Linked DNA regions of Homo sapiens: region 1 is linked to region 2. Evidence: chromatin loops called from intact Hi-C (ENCODE). Cell type or tissue: breast epithelium. All regions are shown on one strand. Links, peaks and the distances in the headings refer to the core of each region. The heading gives the core; the rest is flanking DNA. Region 1 has its middle 52 kb from the start of MIR4432. Region 2 overlaps BCL11A (BCL11 transcription factor A).

Region 1 (11,819 bases), core at 2,460-10,459, 150 kb after region 2:
CTAAATCTCAATATTCAAGGCATGGCAAACTCCTCACCCGTCAGCTACCCAATGCATCTATTGTTACAGTAAGAATACACTGGAGAGGGGCAATCCCTCAAAAGCATTTTCAGCTTGGTGACATCAAGGCTTACAGAAAAGGGAGTGATTTCAGGGTGAGAGTAGGGTAGGAACACCTACCTACTAATGTTTCCTTGGTTTCTTCTCGGAGCTACCCTTTTCCACAGTTAATCCTGTGGTAACTCCTTGAGCTAGGTCTCATTTAACGCACAAGCATGCTGAGACTCCAAGTCGGGGTATAACTTGCTGGAGGTAAGTGGCAGAGCTGGGATTTGAACCCACATCTGACTCACTCTAAAACCTAGGCTTTTAAAATTTTTTCTTGACCAACATGGAGGAAGGCATGGCAGAAGACAGAATAGGCAGACCACTGCTCCCCGGTCAGGCCTGGGACTGACCTGGCAGGTGTCGGCCCTGGGGTCAGAACCACGTTGGAGGCTGTAGCTTCTGAGAACAGTGCTCTTCTGTCAGGACCCCACCTCACAATGGATTCAGGTACTCTCGTAACCTTGAGCAGTGCATTTAGTCTTTTTCTGAATATCAGCAGTTTTCTGAAAACTGGAGTTGTCCCAAATCCTTTGAAAACATTCGTGTGGGAAATTGGGAGCCACTCCTCCAAAGGTCACTGTCCCAATAACTGGATTTATAGAAAGGAAAGGACAGAAAGGAGCAGCCCCCACGTTCACCCCAGCCCCTGCCCATCCCAGTCTGCACAAACCTTCTTGCCACACCAGAGGCCACCTCACGCTTGGCCTCTTCTCCCTGGCACGGTGGCTTACACAGGAAAAGCCAAAGTGTAATTAGTTAATAGCAGAGCTCCTCTGTTAATGGAAAGGGCATTTCAAACTTACTTATGCAAACTGATACTGTGGGATTTGTCAGAAACCATCAATAGGATGCAACAGAGAGGACTCACAGGTCATTTGTCAAATGGGGACAAACCTTGTCTCATTTAAGCTTTGAGACCCAGAGTGGCTCTCTGAATTGCTGGCCTGCTGGGATGTAAGAGCACTGGGGGAGGAAGCTGGGACCCCTTTTTGGAGCATCTTTTCCCTCATAACAGTTCTGGTCAGGACTGCTACATACCCAACAGGCATGATCTCAGCTGTTCCTCACCACAACCCAATGAGGTAGTTACTAGTACTGTCCCTATTTTATAGCTGAGGAAACTGAGACTCAGACAGGTAAGTACCTAGACTAAGGTTAAGTATCTAGTCAATGGTGAGCCTGGAACATGAGCCCAAGATTGCTTGAATTCCAGGTCTAGGTGGTTAAACACTTTCCTGGTACCTTTCCATTCAGCAGTTGGCCTACTCTAAAACCTAGGTTACTAATAGAAGATGACAGGGGATCCTCTGAGACTGGTTATTTATCACCACACCTCTTTTCTCCTCTTCTTGGGCTCATGGCCACACTATATTTCCCAGACTCCCTTGCAGTTGGGTGTAGCCATGTGACTGAGAGCTGGCCAATGTCATGTGAGTAGAAGTGTTTCTCCTCTACCCCCTTAGGTGATCTTCATGCTCATTCCATGGCTAGAATGGAAGTGATTTCCAGGACCACCTTGAGAGCCATGTGTTGAAGGTAGTTGATCCATAAATCAGAAAGAGCCTGGGTCCCTGATTCACCACTTGGAGGAGAATGTTCCTACCAAGCATACCTGTATCACACTCTTTTATTGGGTTAACCCACTTATATATGAAGGTTTACCAGTTGTAGAAACTGATGTTACCTTAAGCTATGCAAGTGTTACCCATCAGGAAGGGGTTGGATGGCCACTGAGGAGCTGAGGGCATGACCCTGAATACTCCCTCTGATTAACTTGCCTAGGGAGGAAGGGGTGAGGAAGCTCGGTCTTTCTTGCTGCACAGATTCAGGTTTGGGTGCAAGGCTTAATGGATTAATGAACCTTGAACAATTTAATTTTTCTAAACATCGCTATTTTTCTGAAAGTTAGAATGATATTTGCATCATTCTGTATGAGTTTAATTTAGTCAACAGATTTTGTTGAGCACTTACTCTGTGTTGATAATTGATCTAGGTGCTGGGGAGAGGAGCAGTGAGCAAACACAAAATCCCTGCCTGTTTAGAACTGATCTTCTAGTGGTGGTGGTTGGGGCTGGGAGCAGCTGGACAGTGAATTACTAAGTAAGTATGCCATGTGGCGATTAGTGATGTGGGGAACTAATAAAGCAGAGTTGGGGGAGTGAGAATACCAAGCATGATGGGTGGAGGGCAGGTGGTCAGGGAAGGTGTGTCTACTTGCAGACATTTGAGCAGATACCTGAAGATAAAGAAGTGGGCCATGGAGATCTTTGGGGAAAGGGTGCTGCAGGCAGAGGGACTGGTCAGTGCAAAGGCCCAGGCCAGAGAGCATGTGTCATGTTGGAGGAGCAGCGAGGTGGCCAGTGTGGCTGGAATGGTGAGGGCCAGGGTAAGTGTGGTCATGTTGGAAAAAGCATCCTTCACACCACCTGCATATATGTAGATGGCCCACAAATGTTGAGTCCTTTCTTCCTAGATGACAGCTTTGTAGTCTCCCAGGGAAATCCTCATTGGTAAAAACAAACAAATAGATGAAAATTGAAGCAAATCAAACACAAATTTTCTTTATTGACTGGCTGATGCCTGAAATTTCACTAGGAGACATTGTCCTTTTAGTCCAAGGCTCTAGTTCCTGTATCATACAAATACTTCTGGCAAAGGATAACATTCCAAGCCATTTTGGTCATTAAACCTTAAAGAGGTTGATTTCAAATTTGGTTGAGGTTAGTGGAGGAGAAGGGTCTGAGAGATCTGGTTGCCTGGAGAGGATTGAAGTAAAGATCAAGAGAGGGCCAGGGAAGGAGGGCAAAGGGGTGTGTGTGGAAGCTTAAGCCTGTGTGTTTTGAAGCTCCTCTATGCTATAGCTTTATGTGGGTGTCAAAGGAATTTACATCTGCAGACATCACTGATTCTCAGAAAGGATTGCTCCTAACTCACAAGTTTGCTATATATTGAGTGAATGAATGAATTTTCTATATCCCCAGGAAGGGATGATCCTTGCCTCCCACCCTGTCACTGAAGACCAGGAGAAGAGTGATCCCCCGAAATGCCCTCAGCTCCTGAAATGCCCACTGTCAACATTCTTGGTTACAGACAACGGCAACACCTGTTTCAAGAATAAAATGGATCTATTGAATATTTGGGATCATTAGGAGTTGAGGGGCAGGGAAAGCAAATTCCAGGTTAAGTTTCCAGAAAAAGTGCCCCAACCGCACTGTAGAACTGGCCTGAAGATGAAACCACCATTGCAGCTACTGAGAACTCAATGATAAGAACTTGTCATTTCTACCCTGTGCACTGCTGCTTCCCAAGAACTGATGCTACCGTGTCAGCGAAGGGATTCCCTTGCTGAGCCCAGTTCCTTACACTGCTCACTTCATTTCTAAAGCAAAATCTTATGCAGGTGTGTACAAAGACAGAACTATGTCACAGGCCTGCATTCTAACTGCAAGAGAGGCTGGCAGTTTGAGTTGTGACTACAATGGGGAGGCAAGAATGCTATCATGAGATTTTCCCCCATTATAGAAAGGATTGGCAAAGATAGAGCCAAAGTTCCCTGTAGGAGATGTGTACAGAAGGTCTGATGAAAATTCGAAGTCTTATTCAGAACAAAAGGCCTAGATAACCTTCCAGGGACCCTGGAAAGAATGATGCCTAGGAAGGTGGCTTCTGTCATGAAGTGATCACCAACCATGGCAATGTCAACTGGGGAATGGCAAGGGGGAGTGCTGGGCATAGGGTCCAGCTCCCAGGAAACTAGAAGGAGCCCAGGAAGCTAGAAGGCAAGCTTATGTCAGCTTGGTCTTTTTAACAGGGCTCCACCCTGCCAAGAGAACAAGGCCTACATGGGAAATTATGAAGAACACACACACGCAAAAAAAAATCTGAGTTTGCTTTGTGTAGGGATTTAATTACTGACTTATCCTGATGCTTATGTATACTTGCAGCTTAGAAAAGTGAAGACATCTTTCTGGGACAGTTCTGGGAAACAGAAGCCCATGCGCACTAAAAGGAACCAAGGAATGTTTTCCATGTATCCTGAGCTGGACACCAAACAAATGTGTTCCTCTTTCTTTGCTCACTTAGAAGTCTTCTTCCTGTCCTGGGTTAATTGACTTCAACTTTGAAGGAGATGATGTTTATTTTCATCTTCGAATCTGACCTGATACCATTTAGAAATTATGAATAAATTTTAATACATTGGAACCCTATGTTAAACCACAATGCATGAGTGGATGAGTCACAATTCCAAGACAGCTCAATGCCCCACACAACTAAGACACAGATGACTTTGGTGCTCCCCAAATCACTTTCCCATGAAGGGCAAGGTTCTCTCGGCAGGGTGGGGCATGGTCAGAAAGGAGAACTTCAGCTTCTGCTTCAAAACAAGCTTCCAGGCTCAGATGGGCCCTGCTGTCTCAAACACTGCTCTTCACCCTGCCACGCTTTGTCCTTGCTGGGCTCGCCATCCTTCAAGGGCCCCCCTCCAGGAAGCTGCCCTCTCGTGGCAGGCATCTTGCTGGTAGCTCCCAATTATTTTGTGAGATGGGATGCAGAACAGAGTTGCTTTGGAAGCCCTGGAGGGTATTGAGGGTCTGACTTTTGGGCCGCAGGACCTCTGCAAAGCCTGATTCCTTGAAGACATCACTTTGACTTACTTGGTCCCAGAGCCTGTCTTGTTTTTAATTTCCCTGCTAAGTTTCTGTTCTCCAGCAACATATAACCCCCTTTTTCTACTTCAGTAACCTCAGTGGTAGCTCTCACCATGTTAAACAACGGTCTGATTTGGCATGGAAAAAAAGCAGTCAATTGTTCCCTTTAAATCTTAATGTTTTCAGCCCTGGGAACATTTGAAGTAACTATTTAATGAGAAGACTTCTGGTGAAGCATAGGTAAGATCTTAAAGGCTCTAATTGCTCCCCAGAGAAAGCTGTCAGGGCTAAGTAACCTCATTCAGGTTGTGTACGCAGAGCAGGGAGAGCAAAACAAGGCAGAAGTGAAGAGTGGAGGCTGAGGGGGCAGAAGTCACAGAGACTTCTCGAACCTGGAAGTATTTCTGGAGTTGTGCCTTGCACTGTCTGTTTTGGGTACCTGCTGGCTGACTGCTATGCCCCCAAATGGTCAAACAAATGACTTACTCTTTCCTGGGTCTAGTTGCCTTCTAATTTGGAACTCAAATTATAGTTCTTTCTTCTCCTCTTTCATTTAAATACAAAGCAAAACAAAACAAAATCTGAAACTATTTTTCCTTCTAACCCCCACGTGAACTTTTTATTCCTTTTATTTTTATTCATTTGCTTATTCACTGCACAAATATTCATCATGTTTCCCCGGGGTTTCAGGCACTGTCCTAGGCACTAGGGATGCACCCTATTGTTTATGCATTGTTGATTTAGTGGCAATAAGATAAATTTCTGCACAAGGGACAAGATAACAGATGCACACCCCATCTGCTGCCAGGGGGCACCTCCTAAGCCAATATCCCCTGCCTCTAAGTTTGGGCTGTGTGAGGTAGAACAGGGGAGTTCTGCCATACAATAGTAATGTTCACTGTGTGCCCAAGGCACGTGGAGAGTGAGGCACTTTGGAAATTGGGCTCAAAATGACTTCTTATTTAACTGAAACAAAAAGCCCTTTGTGTGAGCCTTGCTCCCTCCAGTCCATGGAGGCGGTCTGTTTGCTCTGACAGCAGCCCCGCAGTCCCTGAGCTGCCTCAGGTGAAATGCTGCCTGGTTGCCAATGGCCACACTGCTTGTGACCATTACAGGGCCTAAGTGGGTTTGGGAGCCATACGCTTGGAATTAAGTAAGAAAAATGGAGGCGAAAGCAGGGCACTCTGCAGCCTGTACTATTCAGTCTTCTCTTGATGTGACTGAGACTTAAATTGGGAAGTATTTGGCTGATGGCGAGGTCAGATAAACGTTACGGATTTGATGTAATCCCAGACCTCAGACTTGAAACGGAGCTTGACCCTTCCCTTTGAGCACTTTTATGCAATGCTACTGGACATGTAGTAACAAGAAAGGAAACAGAGGGAGGATATCGGTGCAGCCACGTGTTGAGTCTGGGAGAGAAAATGACAGCGGGAGCAAGATAGGAGATGTGAATCAAATCAGGGGTTGAAACAGCAAAAGAGAATTCCACAAAGTTAGAGCTAGTGACGGGGATGATATTCCATGATACGATTTTGGGGAAGGGGGCTAGGAATGTCATCTGGCTGTTTAGAAATCCAGTATAACCGTATGGCCTGAAATTCAATGTATAATTATTACAAATTGCACTTATGTGTCCTCGTAAGGCTAAGTGTGGGGGTGGGTGGAGCAGCTTTCACTTTGCCTGGTTTTCACACGGGGAAACTGAGGCACAGGAAGTTTCTATGACTTGCTCGGGGTTGTACAACTGGTGGCTAAATTTTGTATAAAATATAGTGTGTGTATCCTGTCTTTCCATGGTGATGATGCCTTGAATTTGTCAAGTACATTTGCATTTATCATCTCATTGGAGCAGCCCAACAACCCTGCAGGAGGTGGAATGTGTGAGAAAACCAAGGACCAGTGAACACTGAAAATGGACTGGAATTCCCAATTCTTGGGCACTTTCTATGTGCTTTGTGCCTTGCGCATGCTGTCTCAAAAAATACCATCTTTTAAAGATATAATTTATCGCTCTTTTGGAGATGGGGAGGCTGAATTTTGGGAAGGGTAAGAGATATGCCCAAGAGCACCCAATTGGTAAATGGTAGACTTGAGATGCAGCTCTAGGTGTATGACCCTGAAGCCTGGGCTGTTCCATGACAGCAGATGACTCCTACCACCTGCTACCTGCCTGTGGACACCCGGCAGCCCATCAGGGCAGAGTTGGCCTTAGAACTCCATTTCTCCACTCCTAACGTTTCCACCAGACCAAGCAGCTTGCACAATAACAGCTTTGTGGTGAATAGCAGAAGTGTGGAATCCGAGAGGCCTGAGTTTGGTTCTGGGTTCTTCTACATGCTAGCAAAAGGTCTAGGGTAATTCTTCGGTCTCTCACAGTGGTCCAGTTGCCACCTGTATAAAATAAAGATGAAAACTCCCCCCTGGAAGGACTGTAATGAGAATTAGTGCGTGTAAACTGCTGACAGCTCTCAGGGTGTGGTGAGCGCTCAAGTAGTGATGGGTGTAGGGAGGGACAGCTGGGCGCTTGTTTCCTGACTTGGTCTCTACATGTTGCCCTGTCCTGTCTTTCTCATTTCCACAGGTAGGCACACAGTTTCCTTTACTTATTTTTGAGAAAGGGTCTTGTTCTATCACCCAGGCTGGGGCATAGTGGTGCGATCATGGCTCACTGCGGCCTTGAATCTCCTGGGCTCAAGCAATCCTCCCACCTCAGCCTCCCCAGTAGCTGGGACCACAGGTGTTCACCACCACACCTGGCTAGTTTTGTCTATTTTTTTGTAGAGACAAGGTCTTACTTTATTGCCCAGGCTGGTCGCGAATTCCTGGGTTCAAGTGATCTTCCTGCCTTGGCCTCCTAAGGTGTTGGGATTACAGGTGTGAGCCACTGTGTCCAGTGGGCACACAGTTTTGAAGCTTTCCTCTGCCCTCTCTCCTAGACCTCTCCTCTTTTTTCTTGATTTCTCTTCTGAGCTCTTGCCATGGGTATGGAATACCCTTTATTTTTCAGTCATATGTGCCACAGCCAATGTGTGAGGGTGCAGAACGGAGCCATCAGCTTCCCTTCTCCTGGAGCCCCTCTTTGGCTTCTGTATCCATCAGGGTTCTTCAGAGAAACAGAACAAGGGGCTGGCAAGTCAGAACCCTGGGGGGCAGGCTGGTGGGTTGGAAACTCTCAGGCAGGAGCTAAAGCTGCCCTTGACAGGTGGTATTTCTTCTTTCTCAGGGGAACCTCAGTTTAGTTTTTAAGGCCTTTCAACTGATTGGATGAGGCCTACCCACATTATTGAGACTAATTTCCATTACTTAAAGTTATCTGATTATAGAGGCCAACCACATGTACAAACATCTCCCCAACACCTACCTTCGTGTTTGGTTGGATAATTGGGTAGGATAGCTCAGTGACATAGGTCCGTAGGACTCACCGTTGCAGCTTCCATGAACTGCCCTTGCACTAAAGCCCCCGTAGTGCCTCTGTCCTCCTTTTCCTCTGCCCACTCTTTAAGTATTTACAGTCATCAAGGTTCCATAGCTGGCACTTTGCTCATTCTAGATGCTCCTCCAGGCAGCCTTGTCTCCCCGCGGTTGCTGAACTATGGCTTGTATGCTAGCAATTGCCTAGTTCTCATTTCCGGAAACCTATTTCTGCTCAGCCACTGAGCACCTGCACGGGATGCCCCCACTCCCTCAGCTCCCACCTTATCCCCCACTCCCTCCTGTCCACTTTCCGGGATTCTGCTCTTTCCCTTCACTTGGTCACCCCAACCAGAAATCTGGCTGCCATTCCTGACTCTTCCCTCTCCCTCTCTTGTCACATTCAATGGGTGACCAAGTCCTGATGATTTCTACCTATTAAATATGTCATTCACCTAGGTAAGAAAATATTTATTGGTTATCTACACACAGCACAGACCTAGGCTCTAGGGAGTTCTTAATCTTGGCACTATGGACATTTTGGGTCAGATAATTCTTTGTTGTGGGGAATGTTCTGTGCACTGTATGATGTTTAGCAGCATTCCTGTTGTATTAGTTGCTAGGGCTGCCCTAACAATGCCACAGGCTGAGAGGCATAAGCCATGGAAACTTATTTTCTCAAAGCTCTGAAGGCTGTAAGTCCAAGATCAAGGTGCCAGTAGGGTTGATTTCTCCTGAGGCCTTTCTCCTTGGCTTGTGGGCTGCAGCCTTATTGCTGTGTCCTCATGTGGCCTTTCCTCTGTGCGACCACATCCCTGGTTCCTTTCTTCTTCTTATAAGGGTGCTGGCCTTATTGGATTAGGGCCCCACTCTAAAGGCCTCACTTTAACTTAATCACCTCTTTAAAGACCTTATCTCCAAGTACATTTACATTCTTAGTTACTGGGGATTAGGACTTCAACATAAGGATTTTAGGAGGGGCAAATTCAGTCCATAAAACTGGTCTCTACCCACTAGATGCCAGTAGCATCCCTTACTCCAAGTTGAGACAACGAATAGTGTCCCCAGATACTGCCAGATGTTCCCTGGGGGCAAAATGGACCACGGTGAGAATCGCAGCTCTATACAACAGAAAGTTTCTGACAGTGACTGCACATTAGAATCACTTGGAGAAATTAAAACCAAACCACCCACAGAGATTCTGATTTAATTTAATTTTGGGTGAGACCCAGGCAGGGATATTTCGCAAAAGCATTCCTGACTATTCTAACTTGCAGCCAGAGATGAGAACCTTCTAGGACCATTAGAGTGAACACGACAGACATTAAATAACAAATTTTGTGATTAAAATTTTAAAGCACGATTAAGATTATATTATGCATACTCTTTTGTAACATTCTCTTTAAGTATCTTGAACATTTTCTTATGCTGTTAGAGAATCTGCAATAAAAATTTTCATGAGTGTATAGTTGAATGTGCTGCAAGTCACATAATCGAGGCCCTATTATATATTTTAGAGGGTTCAAACTCTCCTTTATGGACGTAATACTGCAAAGAATATTCTTGTTTGCATATCTTTGTAAGCAGCTTTGATCATTTTCTTAGCGTAAAATTTGAGAGGTAGAAAACCTGGGTCAAAAGGGTGGATATTTGTGTGGCTTTTGATACATATTACTAAATTGCCCCTCAGAAGTGTTGTATTAATATAAAGCTCTGCTAACAGAATATACAGTTGATTCTTGAAAAATATGGGGGTTAGGGGCACTGATGGCCTGTGCACTTGAAAAATTCAGGTATAACTTTTGACTCCTTGAAAACTTAACTATTAACAGCCTGCTGTTGACCAGAAGCCCCACTGATAACATAAATGATTGATTAACACATATTTTTATGTTATATGTATATATACTATATTCTTACAATAAAGTAAGCTAGGGAAAAGAAAATGTTATTAAAAAGATCAGAAGGAAAAGACATTTGCAGTACTGTGCTGTATTTACTGATAATGTAAGATGACATCATCTGTTTACAAGATGAATTGTTTGTCTGAAATAGGCAAATACAGCTGCAGACCTTGTCTATGGCACATATCAAGCAATCCAACTTTTTCCTGTAATGTCACGACTTTTCTCTGCTTCTTGGGAGTACTTCCAGCATCACTAGCAGCACTTCGTGTGTATCCCATGGTGTTATTCGAGGTTTATGGCATTGCACTAAACACGATGAAAAGTATGAGAGAACCACAAGAGATCACTTTTCACTATGATACACAATTTACTGGAGAGAGGAACTGCTCACCCGAAGATGATTAGAATCACACAGTGGCGATTTAAGTGGATACTTGTAACACTTGAGTCACCACAATAGCAACAGGAGGTATCTATGAAACGACTACAGTAGTACAGTATGTACTGCAGTTCATTTTTTGCAGCTCTGATTTAATACTATATCTTCACATTTGTTTACATATCTCTTGACTATGAATGATACCATGTATGTTCTGTATTTGTGTGCATATGTCTTGATAAATTCTAACTTTTTATAATAGATTTATGTATACTTTATGGTAGTAAATGATAAAATAGACTAGTATCTACATATGGTTTATATATTCATGACATACCTTTTTCTTAATTTTTTCGGTATTTCTAGTCTATGCAGTTCTGCAAGTCTTTTAAATAGTTGAAAAATCTTCCAAGGATTTTCAATATATATTGGAAAAAATCCATGCATAAGTGGATACATGCACTTCAAACCTGTGTTGTTCAAGGGTCAACTGTATCAAAAGTCATTGCCCTATGTCTTCACCAGCCTTGGGTATTTCAATTTTTGAAATTAAACAAAATGTAGTGCCTTGTTTTAATTTGAATTTCTTTGCTTATAATTGAAGCTAAACTTTTTTTTCAAATACTATACATTATTTGCAGTTTTCATTTTTGAGTTGCTTGTTCATGCCATTTGTCTATTTTTAACAATATTTTAATTTTTCATATATATATTTGCTAAAGCTGGTTATCAGCATATTAACTGTTATATGTTGCAAATTTTTTAAATCAAGTTAGTATTTGTCTTTGGCATTTGTATATGTCATGTTTATTTCTAGAAGTAACTTTGTTATAGTTAAGTCTATTAATATTTCTTCTCTCTTTCCCTTTCTCTCTGCTTACCATCCTTCCTAATTTTATTTATAGAAAACTTTTTCATATTCACCATCAGATCAATATTCACCTATGTTTTTGTTCTTTTATTATTATATTTTGGACATTTGATTTTCTAAATTTATTTGAAATTTTGGCATGCCATGTGAAGTAAGGATTGAATTTACATTTTCTTCCAAATAGTTACATAGTTGTCCTGAAACAACTTCTTAATAATTTTATCTTTTCCTGTTGATTTGAAATGTCACATTTTCTTAGATGAAATCCTTATCTGATTGGGTCTGTTTTGGTGCTTTCTGTTCTGTTTTACTCTGCATCGTTTTATTTGCTAGATTTCTAATTTGTTCTGGCAGATGAAGTTCAAGTTCTTCTCATTTTAAATTTTTCAAAAGAATTTTTGAAAGTCAGAATCTTTTGTTTCTTTCAGATTCTAAAAATTCCCATTGTGGTTTTGAGTAAAACTCCATTAACTTGGGGAGAATTTATAGCT
Region 2 (11,819 bases), core at 1,330-9,329:
GGCAAAAATTGCATAAGATTTATAAGACATTAGGGTATTGGAGATAATTTATTACAACCTCCTTGTTTACAGAGGGGCAACCCAGGTCCAGAGTGGGGAGGTGACCAGGCCATGGTCACTGCCCAGTTTAGAGGCCATGCACAGATGAGAAGCCAAACTCCCAGCTCCCAGCCCACGTCTTCCCACTCTCCCATGTGGCCTGTCAGCATCACCCTCTCTCACTCTTGCTTAGCCTGTGTAGCTCAAGGATGTATTTATTGCCCTAGGCGTAAGAATGTGCTCAGGTTTCTTAAGTAATGTAGGTGTGCCTCACCCATGGGGCTTCACTTTCTCTCTGTTTATTGCCAGTAGTGGTCTCTGTTCTGTTTTCTTCAGTTTCTCCCCCTTGCATTGTTGTCTAAGATGGCTGTCCTGTCTTTTGTCCACTTCCCCTCCACTCCCCGTACCTTCCTTTAATCAGCTTCCGCCACTGCCTGAGGCCACTCAGCTCTGGTCCCACTGGAGGCCCTGTCTCCCCCAGGGGTCCTTCTGCTTCCTGTTCACCTCTGATCCCCCAGCCCTGCCATGGCCAAGCTGATGAGGATGGGGGAGGGGGAGGCAGGGGGAATCTTAATTTCCTGCACTGAAGCTTTGCTGTCCACAGCACTGGGCAGCAGCTGCCTCCCTGGAGTGTTGTGTGAGACCTTGATGCTGTCTTTCTTCCCAAGGCCTTTGGCAAGGTAGAAGTCATCTCCTTGACTCTCCATGCTGCTAATGGGGGAGGTCAACTAAGTCCATTTCTGAGCTAGTGGGGGCTCTTAGGACTCCGAACACCACACTTAAGTTATCTCTGACCCAGAGTCCAATTTATTTGGCCTGATTCAAATGAATGCCCATTTTAAGAATGTTTTGGGGTCTCTTCCCATCATTTCCTTAGTGTAGTGGAGAGGTTTCTATTCGGAATAGGATGACATTTGGTAGCTGAGCCAAACAGATAGCTGGGATATAGGGTTTGGAGTTGAACTCTCCAGGGAATGGGGTGGGAGGGGGGCAGCCTGGAGGATGACAAAATGAGGGCTCCCTGGACTCAAACTCAAAACCTTTTCTGTGTTCTCGAAATGCCTTAGATGTTTACCTAAGAGAAATGTAGACATACATTCCTATAAACACATCTACACAGTGTCCATTGTAGCACTGTTCATAGTGGTCAAAAAGTGGTCACAACCCACATGGCAACCAATAGGTTGAATGGATAAACGCCCTATGGTGGAATACAACTCAACAGTAGAAGAATGAAAGAGTAACACACTCCACACCATGGATGAATCCCAGAATCATTCTGCTCTGTGGAAGAAATTAAACACAAAAGACGATATCCTGTATGAGTCCATTTGTAACAAATTCTAGAATTCTCAACACTGTGGTGGTAGGTGGGGGTTCAGTGGTTAGAAGGAAGGGGTCAGAGGGTTAGGGAAGGGGATTGACAGCAAAGGGGCATGAGGGGGCTTTCTAGACTGGTGGACGTGTTCTGTATCTTGATTTTGGTGGAGGCCACACAGCTGTATACAACTGGCAAATTGAATCCAACTGTACACTTAAAATGAATGACTTTTGTTGTATGTAAAGTATACCTTAATAAAGCTAAAGCGAAACAAAACAAAACACCCACCACTGGAGTGGAACCAAGTCTGTCTGTAACCTTTAACTGTTTGGGTCTCCTCAAGACTCTAGCCGTCTTTCAGGGTAGCACCAAAGTACATTTCAGGGAAATGAGAATGCCCTTTGTATTCTGAGATTTTATAGAAGTTGGTAATGACAGAGAGAGAGAGAGAGAGAGAGAGAGAGGGAGGCCCACTGAGATGGGGTTATCCACCATAAGCAGAGCATTTGGGTCTGAGAAGCGCATGAGTACTGGTGAGTATGTGAGGAAGGAGAGAGCAAGGGGAGGAAATCTGTTTTCCTAGAATTCCAGCAGGCTTCAAAAAGTAAAAAGGGGAGGGAGTACCCAACTAAGTTTTTTTCTTCCCTAGAAATACATTTATTCTAAACATTAGCCCAATTAGTTGTCTTTTGTTTGTTTGTTTGTTTGTTTTTGAGACAGGGTCTCGCTGTGTTGCCTAGGCTAGAGTGTAGTGGCATGTTCATAGCTCACTGCAGCCTTGATCTCCTAGGCTCAAGCCATCCTGTCACCTCAGCCTCCTGAGTAGCTGGGACGACAGGTGCATGCCACCATGCCTGGCTAATTTTGTAGAGATGGAGTTTCTCCCTGTTGCCCAGGCTGGTCTTGAACTCCTGGGCTCCAGTGATCCTCCTGCCTTGACCTCCCAAAGTGCTGGGATTACAGGCGAGAGCCACTGTGCCTGTCACCAACTCAGTCTTATTCATCAGTATGTCTTCTCCTTAAGCGGAGATGCTAACAATGTAGCATCTCCTGTGCTGAATTCCTGTAAAGTGAGGGTTTTTGTTTTTCCTACATCCATCTTCCTCTCCAGATTCCCTCTCAATTTCCAAGGTATTTAGCGTAAATGCAATATCTGAACTTCATTTATTTGGCAGATTTGTGTGGACTGCCTTTTCTGAACCTATTTGGGTGCTAAGGACTGTATGGATTTGGGTTCTTAACATGGAAAACGTCTGTGCCTGCGTAGTGTTGGGTCCTACCTGGCCACTTGGCTCTCAACACGGAGTGATGATGCCTAGGGTGTTTTGACGTGGGCAGTCAGCCCAGCCTGGAGAACTGAGGGGAGCATTTCTTTCTTTTTTTTTTTTTTCTTTTTTCTTTTTTTGGTGAGACGGAGATTTACTCTTGTTGCCCGGGCTGGAATGCAATGGCGCGATCTCGGCTCACTGCATCTTCTGCCTCCCAGGTTCAAGCGATCTCCTGCCTCAGCCTCCCGAGTAGCTGAGATTACAGGCATGTATTACCATGCCCGGCTAATTTTGTATTTTTAGTAGAGACGGGGTTTCACTGTGTTGTCCAAACTGATCTTGAACTCCTGACCTCAGGTGATCCTCCTGCCCCGGCCTCCCAAAGTGCTGGGATTACAGGTGTGAGCCACAGCGCCTGGCCGGGAGCATTTCAAATGATAGTTAGGACTTCCTTTTACTGTACTTAATAGCTGAAGGGGGCCAAAAGTGTCCATGTTTGCTGCCCTCTGGCATCAAAATGAGGTCCTTTTTAGTAGTGCTGCATTTAAAACAGCATTAAGAATACGTTTTTAGAACTTAGCTTTTTGCATTGAGGATGCGCAGGTGGCTGAGACTAACTTCTTTGCAGATGACCATGGTTGAAAGTCAGCTATAGAGTTGCACAACCACGTAGTTGGGCTTCACATATAGAAGATGTTGTCATTTTTTGGTAACTCTGTCAGACTTTACCAACCTGGCGCACAGTCTGGTTGGCACATAAACTTCACATTTGCTCTTCTCCAGGGTGTGGGGTGGCTGTTTAAAGAGGGTGGATATTCATGCTAATCTTTGTGTAGCATAACATGTTACTGCAACTTGCTTTTTTTTTTTTATCTGAAAGTTCAAGTAGATATCAGAAGGGAAATGTTTGTGGGTGCTAAGAAGGTTAAAATTACCATTTTGAACAGAAATGATATTTGGAAAAATAACTTCCCTTTTAGGAAGGTAAATCAGTCATTTATATGCTATTTGTTGAATTCCTAGAATATATGAATATCATGTCACATGCTGTGCTGGTACTTTCAAATATAATAGAAGCAAGTAGGAGAAAGAGTCCCTGTATTGAAGAAACTCATTGGGAACACATGAAATTAATTAGAGGCATAGAGGGTTAACCAGCAATGTAAGGCCTAGATATGAGTCAGGGAGTGGTGCATGGGATGAGTGTTCTATGAGGTTGGAGAAGGATGAGATTGATTCTTCTTGCTAAGGTGACTAGGTAGACCTTCATTGAGGCCTTGAAGTATGAGCAGGATTCCAGGAGGTAAGAGAAGAAGAAGAAAAGCCAGGAAGGAAATGAGAACGGAAGGGATTTTTACTTGGGCAGAATATTTTCCTTGATGGGTACGGGGAACTAAGACTGGAATAGAAAATTGGAGTTGGATTGTGGAGCTCTGGAATGATGGCTTAAGGAGTTGGACCATATCCTATAGATCACAGAGGGCTGCTGAAATACTCTGATCAGAAGACAAAGGCAGCATGCTAGGGGATGTTAAGTGAGGACTCTGCAAAGGGGGTGGATGAGTTGTTGAAATTCTCTGTTATACCCTTCATGCCGAGTTCTCCCCTGTTGACTTATATGTTCTAGAGGATGGAGTTGGTTGACCGTAGGGTTTCCTTTCACTAGCAGAATGGAACCAGATATTGTAGGAGCCTAGCACATGGGTCTGTTACTAATATAGAGGACTGTTTAAATCTTGGAAAGCTTTCCTTTTGCCTTTGCCCCCATTGCAGATGGGGAGTGGGCAGGAATGACGTTCAGAATCAAGGGCCCATCAGGGTCTGTATTGGTCCCTTGTCCCTCTCCTCCAGTCCATCCATGTTGGGATACTCAGGGCATGGATGGTGTTTCATGATAGCATTTATCATTTTGATGATATGTGACAAAATAAGGCAGGCATCAAAATTCATATCCCTGTGATCTCTCTTTAATAGTGTCCTCCTGCTTTGGGGGTTATTAAGCTAGCCTGAACTTGAGTAAACATTTTTGGATGGGGTGAGAGGGGGGCTGATAAAAGTGGTTAGTAAATAGACAGTTGGAAAGGAGAACGGCCCGGGGGCTCAGGAGATGAGCCAGGGAACAAGGAAAGCAGAGATGCTAGTGACCCAGAGTGTCCTAGAGGGGAAAGAACCTCTGTTAGAATTTCAAATGTCAGACTTTCTTTTCAGCTTCCTTCAGGTGCTTCCTCTTCTACTCAGAATTTTCTTTTGAGATAGGTGCTGGTCAAACAAGCTTTTGTTTGTGGCTGGTCACTTGGCACACAGTGTGGCTGTTTGTCATCCTGGATGATGAGGCAGCTATTTTAATGGCACGCAGGGCCGCCGTGTGTTTACTGCCAAGAAATAAGGGCTTCTAGGAGACTTGGTGGCTTTAGGAACAAACTTCCAGCGGCAGAAATTAGTTAGGAAGCAGAGTAGCACTGGGTTCCAAATGCCTCTATTGTATGAATTTGGATATGTTGTGGGCAAAATGACATAAAAGAAATGGAATGAGAAATAGTGTAAGTGACTGACAAGGACCCCATTGGCATGTGGGCTAGTGTTGACTGGCTCTCACAGTGTGAATTTAGTTAGGTGTTTCCACTTTATTTTCCCCAAACTCTAAAGCAACAGTTTAATTGGGGTCTAAGGTACCCTTTAGAAACATTTTGACCACCTATTATTTAGGACACACAGCATTTTTTTTCTTTGAAGATAAATTTGTTTTGGGTATGGCTGGGTGTGGTAGCTTATGCCTATAATCCCAGCACTTTGGGAGGCTGAGGTGGGTGGATCACCTAAGGTCGGGAGTTTGAGACCAGCCTGACCAACATGGAGAAACCCCGTCTCTACCAAAAATACAGAAATTAGCCGCGTGTGGTGGCGCATGCCTATAATCCCAGCTACTTGGGAGGCTGAGGCAGGAGAATCGCTTGAACCCGGGAGGCGGAGATTGCGGTGAGCCGAGATTGCGCCATTGCACTCCAGCCCGGGCAACAAGAGCGAAACTCCACCTCAGAAACAAAAAACAAACAAACAAACAAACAAACAAACAAAATCGTTTTGGGTAGCAGTGGCTTTAGGCTGTTTTTGGATCTTTGGCTATTGATACTGATTTGAAATTTTTTGTTATTATTTTCATGTTAAGCAAAACTAGAAAGTTTTACCGAATTCCCCTGCAGTACAGTAAGTATTTTCTTTCATTGGGGGAAGCAAACTATTTACAGCCATAACAGGGTTTCCAGTGAATTGTATAAGTAGCACTGAGTTCTGTGTCAGCAAAAAATGAAACAAAAACTGATCATAGATGACATTACCTAAATGACAGTACCTACGTGTGTCCTTTCTTTCACATTTGCTGTAATCCTGTTATGGCATTGTCCTATTATCTCAAGTACTGTCATCTTTAAATGCTGTCAAATTGTAACTGGATTGCCAAGGACAGAGGAGAGGAACCAGGGAGGACACAATGGCAATTCCCACTGCACCAAAGAGACGGTCTTCTTCCCCCTCTCACAGTCTGAATTCTTGGAGACATTGTTCAGTTAAAATCATGACTCAGGTATCTTTTACAGGCTTTGATGAAATAGTCAGATTCACTCCTCATGTTCCTAGAAGGAAAGGAAGAAACACTCTTTGAACAGCCCGTGAGACAAACTCTTCCAGGATAATTTAAATGTTTCTACATAATGAGAATAAATTGTAAGTGTTACTGTGTTTTTAAAACCCAGGTCAAAAGTAATAGCACAGAGAGGGATCTATAAGCATTTAATATCTAATTGTTCATATATTGCTTCCCCAGGTTTAGATGAGGGCTCCATTCTAGAGTTGGGAAAACCAAGTCAGTAAACCTTTAGTGGCAGATGTTATCAGGGAGCTGGAGTTGGAGTACTTGCATTTTGTGTTTGTGCCAGCTGTCCATGTTCCTCTTCATATATTTAGACCAAATTCTTATCCAGATTTCCCATTAAAGGTTCATAAATTTCCAGTTTTCACCTTTCTGCAGCTTCCTTAGATAGAATGGTTGATGAGAAAATTACCGCATTAAAATTAAGCCTCTTGCTTTTTACATTCTGCTGCTCATAAATAAGGGAGTGGGAAATGGTTACTTTGAACACCCTCGTTAAAGGCTGGTGTGGTTGCCAGAGAATAGGGCTAACTTAAGGGGGATCCGCTAAGCCTTCTTTTTCATGCCTTTTTTTGTTTTGTTTTGTTCTGGATTTTATAAAGGCATCATTTAGTTTTCCCTTAATCTGAATCTGTATTCATTTTTAAATATCTAATGTTGATTAGTATGTTCTATTATTTATAGCCCTCCAGAAGGATCCCAAGGGAAGATAATCTACATTTGAGAAGACGATTTCCCAATTTCCATACAGATGACGAAAACGTAACTGCCCACTACACTGCTCCCCCTGCTGAATTTTCTTTTTCCACTCTCGGTGTGTGGCATTGTGGGGTGCAGACACCTGAAAGCCTGACTGGAGATGTAACATGGGCTCTGCTGACATTAGCATGAAGAGCTTAGCTAATCGACTTGCAAAATATAGGTTAGGGAGTTTTATAGGATATCAAATTATCTTACTCTTTCATTGATTAAAGGCAAAATATTACATTAACTAGATCATTACATGGGTAAAAGGTTAGAACTTCACACACTTAGGGGTGTTGCACTATCCTTCCCCTTCCTGCCTTGTGGCAAATCACAGGTTGGAGGCAGGGAAACTCACTGTGTCTAGCGCTCCTAAATGCCTGAATAGCAACGTTAGACTTAAAGGAGGGGCATTTGCCTTCGCTTTGAATCTCCCGAGTCTTTTTTATTCTGATAGAATAGTAATCTTAAAATTAAATATTAATTTGTTCTGATTCCATTTCTGTTAGCAGGGAAAAGGGCAAATACATGAAAGGGCGTGGGCTGAGCCATGGCCAGGTTTGAGAGACAGAGTGATTCGCAGTAGTCTTCCCAGGGTGTTGAGTGGGAACGTCTCCCTGGGAAGGGATGTGGTCATTCTCAGACTGTGGGCTCAGACTCTGTCACACTGTAATACCTCTGTCAACCATCTAATGCTATCAAGGCCTTCCTGAGAGAAGTTTCAGGCCCAATCCTGATGTTGAGTTGGCATGTTCACATGTCTGGTAATAATCTGCCAGCTAATCCATCATGCTGCTCATTTCTGTGCATTATTCATCTCAAAGCCAGAGGATCTCATGTCCATCACAGGGCTGTGGTCTGTGGATAGGGAAAATTTCAAGGCTTTTCTGGGCCTGATGTAGCCATTTTCTTTCAGTATCTTAGATTGGTAGGTCTTTAGAAATTATCTCTCAAAATGTGTGTGTGTGTGCCTAAGTATAGTTTTCTTGAATTTCTCACTTCAGTACTTAACTACACATATGTGCAGAAAGTGAACTCTTAGAATTTGGCTATCCGTTCTTTCTCATTGTGTGAGAAGGAGGCAAAGTTGCCAAATTGGAGGTGGGGCAAGGTGGGCCAGTAGAGCTGTGATTGGTGTCTCACTTTGATGTGTAGGAGAGAGAACAAATCACAAGTCATTCTCTGGAAAGGAGCCATGGTCCACCCACAGAACAAGGACCCTGAAATCCCCAGTACCAGTCTCCCTAGGATGTCTTGCCTTTCAGCAGCTGTTCAGTCAAATCCATTTCAGAATGGAGAACAGCTTGTCACAGTTCTCTACTCTTGACCTGCTGATAGAACAAGGGGCTTGGAGATTTTGGGTAGATATGGAAATAGATCCCTAAACATACTAAAAAGATTTTTTTTGTACGTGTGGTGGGGGAGAGGAGAACCAGAGCAGAAGGTTGGAGAAAGAAAGTTGGGGAAGGAAACTAAAATGTGCAATCTCATTCCTCAGCCTTCTTGTTGAAAATGAGAATCAGATGCAGCAATGTATTATTTCCAAGAGCTATCTGGTGATGGGATCCATCTGGTGAAGGGCTACTTCTGGGGGACCTGGAATTGCTGTGTGACCTTTGGGAAACACTTGCCTTCTCTGGGTTGAGCTCAGCCCGTAGTTCACAAGGGGCATTGCTGGTATTTATAGACTGTGTTTGACAGTCCCGAGTGAAAGGCAACTTCACTTCTCACCCCAGAATAGCAAGCGTTGTTTCTCATATCTAGGTTGCTGGGACAGCTTCCCAGGAACCTAATATTCAGCAGCTTCGTGACGTTGGATGGAGGGTTTTTCTTTTTAAATGAGTTGATTGGCTTTTGCCACTTTACACATTGTTTTCCAGGTCTAGGTTTATTTTTCCCTTATAGGTAGAATATAAAAGAGTATGGGGTCTGCCCTGGCTCACACCGTTCTGTTTTTGCAGTTAGCTTAAAGGCATGGAGGACATTCCTGGGACTAGCATCTGCTAGCCAAGAACGAAGATGACAGCAACATGGCCGTAGAGGCATGGGCCCTGCTGGGGCTAATAACCCACTGCAGGCTATCCTTGGCATTCTTGCTGGAGTGGCCTTGCTCCACCCTACCTGGTCACTGTGCCGTTCAGTCTGGGCTATGGCCTCTCACCCCACCTCATCCCATTGCATTTCATAAGCCAGTAACTCCAAGGCCAGACTTCCATTACACTCTGGATGACTGCATTTATTTGCAGTGACTTCAAGGAAGAAGGGGCCTGTTTAGGAAATTAGGCACTGGCCTGGTGAAAAGGTCAACTTGCGAAATTGTGGCTGCAAGGGATGCCTTTTTCTTCCAAGGCTATGCCTTGGTGGTGGTGGTGAGGGTGTACAAATTGTTTTTTGTATTTCCTATTTTGATTTAAATACTGTTTTTTGTTTGGTTGGTTGGTTTTTTTTTTTTTTTTTTAAGTCCTAAACAAGTGCCACAGAGGATTTCTTTTTGGCTTGAACTTGATAAAATTTGGAGCACACAAGTTTACACACATGGTCATGAACACACACCCCTTCTCCCATCTCCCCAGACCCCCAGCACATATGTTCCATAATGAGGTGTTCCTAAGTGAGAATTCCCATAATTTGAGGTTTTATACTGGAATGGTGATAAGGGCAGGAAACCTCAGCCCATGTGCATTTTTTCTCGAGTGGTTAACCTTTCCTCTCTTTCTCCTTCTTTTTTTGCCCCCCTCCAAATTCCCCCTTCTCTTAAGAAAAAACACGTGAGCCATGTTGGAAGTACAGCCTTGACCTCAGCCTCACCAGGTGCGGCTGCTGACCGGTGCAAAAAAATAGGAAATATTATTTAAAAGGCAGGGAGGGGAGAGTTTCTGTTCCACAATCACTGCTGTTTCAGTGAAAAGCAACCCGGTTTATCTGTAAAACCTACTTCCCTTTCTGGTGAATGTGGCTGTTTTTGACAGCAGAGGACCCCAGTTGTTGAGGACTAAAGAGAGAGAAGATGAGAAAGAAGATGCTGGAAACAGAGGTTGGAGAAAGAGAGGCAAGGAAGTAGAAAGGAGGAAAAGGGGAAGAGAGGAGGCAGGGGGAGAGAGGGTTGGAATTCGAGCTATTTTCAGCTGAATGTGAGTGCAGATTTCATCAGGCTTCTGGGCTACAGGGAAACTGACTGTGTGCGGACCTTGCGTGTAACTTCCTGTGAAGCAGCCGTGGTGACTGCATTTTCTGACACTGTCAGAGTCTGGACAACCCTGCCAGCTCCTAGAAGGGCAACCCAACAACTGTCACAGACGAAGCATCAAAAGCATGAGCTGTCGATAGTGACCTGCATTTGCAGAAAATCTGAGGGCTTTCTAATTAACAGAGGAGCTCTAAATTAGAGTAAAGCTGTTCGACAAGACCCCTCATACGCGGTAAGTGTCACAATGCAGATAATCATTACATCTAACAAGCTTCTGATTTTTAACAGAAGCTATGAGACCAACTCATTTATAATGGTTCAGTTTCAAAGGGGGAAAAAAAAGCAACCAAGAAAGAAAAAGAAGGAAAGAAAAAAAGGGAGAAAAGGAAGAAAGAAAGAACAACCAGAAGAACAAAAATAGGAAAGAAAAATAAAAAGAAATCCTCCTTCTAGTGCTTTGGGCGAGTGCTTAGACCCAGTCCCCAAATTCTTCCTTTGTTGTCTGCTGAAGCATCCAGATACATCTTCTGTTTTAGATTTTCCTTACTGTAATCCACGTCTGCTAATATGCCAGCTCATTCATTTGATGTTTCCTGGGGACGAGCATCCTCTCTTGAGTTATTTCTGACAACTGCAGCATTCCACAGGGTCTGAGTTGTTGAACACAGTGCCCTAACTTAAATATTACAATCAAAACACATGACATAGACAGCAGTTGATTTGGGTTCTGCCTTGGACAGAGAAACAGACTGGGGCTAAAGGGACTGCAGCTATACCTGGGGACTTGCCTGAGATCATCTGGGACTTGCCTGGTCTCAAGTCTTCTGACCTTGGCCAGGGATCTTTGCACTGGGCAGGGGAATTTGAGTCCCAATTTGAGGCATCGATTTAAACCACTTTTCAAAGGCCTGAATGGAGCTGATTATTTGTGTGTCTTCTTTTCCTGGTCTTCCCCTTGTCAAGACCATTTCTCTACCACGGGATATATATTAGAGGGGAAAACGGCTGTAAACCCTGATTGTTGGCTAGCATTGTTCAGGAAGTGTAGCATTAAGGAGCAACACTTCTCTCGCCTGTGTTGATTCTCCTCCAACTACCCACACTATCCTTGCAGTTATTCATGGGAAATAATATAAATCACACTGCCTGATTCTTCTCAAACATCTCGCAAAGTAATCATGGGCTGAAGTGCAGGTTTTCTTGCAGTGCCTTTATCAGTAAATCAGATTTTGAGCATTTATCAGCAAAAGTTAGACTTAAACATCATCATTTCTGTAATGTTTGAAAGAAAGATTTGTTTCAGTGGGGACTCTGCCAATCAATGATCTTCCAGCTTGACTCTGCTATCAATTATTGCTGCAATTATTTGTCTAGTTGGATATTTAAAATGTCATCAGAAAGAGATGATTACACATTCTAGAAAGCAAGGCACTGTATAATCACATGAACTGAATCCAGTTAAATGTAGTGTGGTACTAACCTGTCCTTCAAAATAGAATTTTTGAGCTACCACTGAAGCAGCAGTCTTCTGCCCTGTTTTCAGGAAGCTGATCTTAACCTTGGGATGCAGTGTGCTTTCAGGGTTGGGTGATACTTAATTATGGAGAACTTTCC

Evidence for each region. A loop is a pair of places that touch in the nucleus more often than their neighbours do. Peaks named below come from ENCODE experiments on the same cell type or tissue, not always from the same donor. Only the 100,000 strongest peaks of a DNase experiment are listed, where the experiment ranks them.
Region 1: a loop joins it to region 2, with 4 times the contacts of the local background. A loop is called at or near these places in 3 of 110 quality-filtered maps.

The regions. Positions count from the first base shown.
Region 1 is chr2:60,329,991-60,341,809 of GRCh38, reverse strand. No RefSeq gene overlaps it. Among named protein-coding and RNA genes, the nearest start is that of MIR4432, 52 kb to the left of the region's middle. RefSeq lists an enhancer at 4,626-4,815 and a silencer at 5,186-5,235. In breast epithelium, for the core only: no CTCF peak of the experiment used is centred there; a DNase peak (open chromatin) is centred at 5,783.
Region 2 is chr2:60,482,621-60,494,439 of GRCh38, reverse strand. The region is part of intron 2 of BCL11A (BCL11 transcription factor A); the gene reads left to right. Among named protein-coding and RNA genes, the nearest start is that of BCL11A, 65 kb to the left of the region's middle. RefSeq lists enhancers at 33-532, 533-1,034, 8,665-9,164, 9,165-9,666. In breast epithelium, for the core only: no CTCF peak of the experiment used is centred there; DNase peaks (open chromatin) are centred at 2,679 and 4,949.